Regions from separate parts of the Homo sapiens genome. Here region 1 is linked to region 2. A link is a loop called in an ENCODE intact Hi-C map of the cell type or tissue named here. Cell type or tissue: endothelial cell of umbilical vein. All regions are shown on one strand.

Region 1 (2,500 bases), 140 kb after region 2:
GCTCAAATAACTACAATCTGTATGTCCATCTTAATTCCTCTTCCTACTTCCTGAAGAGTGAGTTACTGCTTCTTTAATGAGTTGATTTTTCATCAATTTTTCTAGCTCCAGCCTGACTCATGCAAATAGATAAGAAAGATTATTTGTGACTAAGCTCCTCCACAATTGCATATACACACAGTGCCAGCCAAGCCATTATTGTCTCAGAAAGGATGTTATTTCTGTCCCAGCAAATGACACTATTTGTGTTAGTCTACTTTTTTTTTAACAATGTCCCCACAAAACCATCCCACCAAGTGGGTCCCTTTTGCTATGTGCACGCTTGAATCCTTCCCAGGTGGTACCTTTGTGTGTGCTATTCCTCCTGCCTGAAGAAACTTGTCCCTTAGTCTCTCCCACCCAAATCTTGCCTGTCCTTCAAGGACCATTTAGCTGAGGTCAGAGACCTGACTATTTCAGGCAGAAAACAGTCTTTGACCTTCAAGCACATATTGGCCATACCTCTCATTTGAAATCATCTCACATTTCACTTTGTGCTGCCATTGAACTAGTTCATCTGTGTTGTCTACCCAACTAGATAAAGGTTCCTTGAAGATGAGGCCCTTATATCCACAGTGTTTTACATGTCAGCAGTACTTAAAATATTTTATTGATAAAATGTATGAATACTTATTCCATATAGTAGGACTGGATATAAAATGGGTGTGTAATATCTGTTGAATTAAATAAATTTCAGATTTTCAAAGTCATATAGAGTAGTTCTTCTTGGGTAATAAATCCCTGTCATGATTTCAAGGTTCTTAATTGTCTTATTCTCCTTTCCTCTGTCACATCTCTATAGACCATGAATGTGAATCACTAAATCTTGCTGGATTTCAAGTTTTCACCTCTGTTTAAGAGTACTTTGATAATGCAGCTCCCCATTTATATTATGCATTATTAATATACTTCAGGAAAAGGCTGGATTATCCTGCAAAGTATGTAATCAGAGTAATATGAAAAGCAACAAAATTGATAAAGATATTGAAAAACTTTGTTCCTGGTGAAATTGAAAAACTAATTGAAAACTATGACTCAGCTGTCTGCATTTTTTCCTGATTTAGCAAAGCAGCACAAAATGTACAGCAGCCATGGATAAACTCTTAATGCCCTTCAAGGTAATGAGTAACTACGTGTGACTAAGATGGAATTAGGAGAAAGTCTCAGACATTGAAAAAACACAGTTCCCATGTCTGGTTAGTTCTGAATACTCCCAGTTCTGGGAAAGATTATCATATCATATGCTTGAGTGACATCGGCATTCTTATTTGTCAACGAGAACCTGGAAGGAACAGTTATTGTCTTTAATTTAAAAGTAACTACAGTGATAAAATTCAGGGATCTGTAAATTCCTTGGGCTCCCAGAGGATCTTCCTCTCATACATTCACCCTTTCTCAGGTCTTTTCATATTTTCATCAAGTTCTGTTTGTGAAGTCAGCAAACACCGGGACAGTGAATGTTGGCAAAGCAGAACATTCCTTTGGGGTCTGGGTTTTCAGGTCCTTAAAGAATAGATTGAGCAGGCAGTTTTCATGAAAATAGTGCTCAGGCTTACCTTTAAGTAAAACAAATTAAATTCCAGTGTGAAGACTGTTATCAGAAATCCCCAAGCCCAACCCAGCTCCTGAACTCTCTGTACCGCTGCCATGGATATTTCAGACAGTAAACAGAACTTTTAGCCACTTTAATTCACTATACCTGCCTTGGGCTATTTTAAAGTTATTTGACTTCTAGCCTGTGGAATTGGCTATGGTTTGCTTTCAAAAGCTGCTTTTTAAGTATCCGAAACCAACTGATTGCTCTAGCAGATTCTCTCCAATCTTCCTGCAGTACCCACACATGTCAGAGAGAAAAAGAGAGGTGCCAGTGCCCCTTCCCCCTCCTGTAGGATAAGCCACTCTCCTAACACTTTGGTCACCACCCTGATGCAGGCCACCTGCATCCCAATCTGGTAAGAGGCTTCTGGTTTCCATAGTTGTCGCCCAGGAAGCTTGGAGCCTCCTCTTTCCTCGATCTCTACATCCAATCAATCAACGAGTCCAGTCAGCTCTACCTCCAAAGACCCCAAATCTGTCTATGCTCTCCAAGTTGGATCTGGTCACCCTGGCCCCATCACCATCCTGCCAGATCAGACTCCTGCCTGGTCTTCCTGCTGCCTCTCTTGAGCCACTTCAACCCCTTCCTCCCACAGCAGCCTAAGTTCTCTTTTTTGAACATAAACCAGATTATGTTACTCCCCTGTTTCAAATTCTAATTGCTTCCCATTATGTAAAAAGCAGAAAAAGCCTCCCCTTTTCCTGGACTCCATCATCAGAGCTCACCAAGCTCACCCCTGCTCCTTGCCCAAGCTGCTATTCTGCCTGGAGTCCTCTTTCCTCTGACCTTTGCTTGGATGACTTCTCCTGCAATCTGATCTCGACTTGTCACTGCCTCGGGGAGGCCTGACCTGGTTTCCTGCTC
Region 2 (2,500 bases):
TTTTTGTAGAGTCAGGGTCCTGCTATGTTATTCAGGTTGGTCTCAACCCCCTGGGCTCAAGTGATCCTCCCACCTTGGCCTCCCAAAGTGCTGGGATTACAGATATGAGCCACCACCCCTTTTATTCTTAATGACATGTCATTTGTATTCAGCTCACTCAGCCATCCACCCCCTCTGTGAAGCCTTCCTCAACCTTTTTGTCCCCTGTCTTTTCATCCTCCCTCCTCCCTGATCTTCCCTTGGTTGAACTCTATTTTTAGAAACTGTACTGTACTACACCATTATAAGCAATGCAATTAAGGGTAGCTAAGGCTGGGAACCCACTCTTAAAAGCTTTTCCTTTCTGATGAATGCATTCTCTGGCAAGGAAATTTTGAAATCATTGCCTTAGTCCCCTTACTTTCTCTTTTGGCCCTCTAGTTTTGTGGTGATTAATTTAAATTTAATGTCTTCAGTCTGGTATCTTCATATTCACACACCCATACCCCTTATAAATGCTGTTACAAAAACTAGATGGAACAAATTGCACAAAAACTCTTGTGTGTTTCCTGGCCCAGAGTTCTCAGTGGGCAACTTGGCGAGTCGCTGGAGTTCTTAGAAGAACTTTTGAAGGAAATAGAACAATTGGGCTGATAAGCATTCAGGAGCACAGAACCAACCCTTAAAAGATACTTGAATGATAAGGAATCTAATGTCTTGATGGGATCTGGAAGGAAATCTCAGTCAGTCATGTTGTATTCAACAATGCAAGTCTTAACTTTAATTCTTTTATCTGAAGCATAAGAAAATGATGGTTTATTCATGAACTTAGGTAAAGAGATTTCTATGTGGAGATTGCAGTTTTACATGCAAGGATCAACTTTGATGGATATCTTTGAGAATTAATTGTGAAACATATTGGGAATTTTTATTTTTAGGTTTTATTGGAATAGTGAAGGTAACATGGGCCCCTCTCCTTTGACAGGCTTAATCCAGCCAAAAAAAAAATTTAATACTCTATTGGTCAGTTTCACAGTCTTGAGAAGCTGCAAAGTTTTTTTCCAAACAAGGAACAGTGAAGATATGAGAACCAGTTTCATTAACTAATTAGCTATGTGATTTTAAGCTTTGATATCCTTGTTATCAAATGGGATTAATTGATTATTTCCTTAACTCCATGGTATGTATAAGTGAGACACACTGGCTGTGTAAAGGGGCCTTACTCTTCATTAATCTAGTAGCTATGTGTTTTTTAACATCCTGGCCTCAGGCATTCCTTCTCTGACCTATCCATAGGAGCAACTGATTCCTGGCCAGTTTCTCACCCCTCTCCAGTTCACCTCCCACATTTAGTTTTGTTTTTCCAGTTCCCTGTGCCAGAACTTCTCTTTCCAGCCACCATTCCCAGCCCTCTCTCAGTCACTCATATGGCCAAAAGGAAACAAAGAAAATGTTCTGACTGTAGTGATAACTGGCCCATGTGGGGGCCCCCCTCATTCCTTTTTGATAATTTATTTAAATTGTTAAATTCCTTTTACATCTTGAAAGCATACAGAGAGGAACTGGTGTATGGAAATAAGTGTAGCAGACATTGTCTTCACATAGTACTCAGTTCATTTCAGGCTTGATCTTATACTGTTTCCCTGTGAAAATGATAATGTTCTGTAAACTTCTGTCTGCTTTCAGGAGCAACTGTAGTGATTATTTTGCTTCTGGATGAAGGAAATAGTTGATGTATTAAACCAACCTGCTGTTTGGGATGGTGGTGGTGGTGGTCGTGGTGGTGGTGGTGGGTGTAGGGGCAACAGGGGTGGGAATGATAACCTTCTTGAACTATAAGGATGAAAACTTTAAAGAAGACTTGAAGAAAATTAAAGGGCAGGTCCTAGCTTTCCTTTCCCTTCAAAACGTACTAGAATTATTAGAGAAGTGGCTAAGTAAGGTGGGGGTGGGAAGAGGAGGACAGCTTCAGCTATAAGATTGGTCAGAGCACTGTTCTTTAGCCTATTAGTAATAGGAAGGAAATGAGACAATAGAATTTTAAATGACAAGTTTTTGTTTTAAAATTATCTTTGCTGCATAGAAATCTATAACAATGTACATGATTACTAATGTATTTTAGTTCACATGTGGTTAATTTTGTAAATGACCTTTAGATTTGTATTCATAGAGGAGAGACTATTTCTCTCTTCTCTATAGGGGGTGATGTGATAGAGAGGGAGATAGTATTACCCTGTGTATAGTTGCCCTGTGCCTGTTGTTGATCCTTTTAGTGTAGGAGGCCCAGTGGGGCTTCTGGCGGGAAGGAGGCATCAGTGTTGTCCATGCAGGAAGTGCTCCCTGATTGCTATCCATAGAGGAAGTCCTCCCTGAATGCTGCCCACACAGGACGTGCTCTCTGAGTGCTGTCCATACGGGAAGTTCTCTCTGAGTGCTGATGAACGCTCTTCCTGATGGTGCCAAACCACTCGTGCAGGAAAGGCTGAGGGTCTAATACAACCACCCCTTTATTCACGAGTGA

Evidence for each region. Hi-C counts contacts between places; a loop is a spot of excess contacts. Peaks named below come from ENCODE experiments on the same cell type or tissue, not always from the same donor. Only the 100,000 strongest peaks of a DNase experiment are listed, where the experiment ranks them.
Region 1: a loop joins it to region 2, with 6 times the contacts of the local background. A loop is called at or near these places in 2 of 110 quality-filtered maps.

What each region holds. Positions count from the first base shown.
Region 1 is chr2:160,227,440-160,229,939 of GRCh38, reverse strand. No RefSeq gene overlaps it. Among named protein-coding and RNA genes, the nearest start is that of ITGB6, 28 kb to the right of the region's middle. RefSeq lists an enhancer at 2,150-2,500. In endothelial cell of umbilical vein, no CTCF peak of the experiment used is centred here; DNase peaks (open chromatin) are centred at 169, 1,179 and 2,479; H3K27ac peaks cover 2,500 bases.
Region 2 is chr2:160,371,615-160,374,114 of GRCh38, reverse strand. All of the region lies in intron 1 of RBMS1 (RNA binding motif single stranded interacting protein 1), which reads left to right. Among named protein-coding and RNA genes, the nearest start is that of MIR4785, 35 kb to the left of the region's middle. In endothelial cell of umbilical vein, no CTCF peak of the experiment used is centred here; DNase peaks (open chromatin) are centred at 674, 1,364, 2,134 and 2,184; H3K27ac peaks cover 2,500 bases.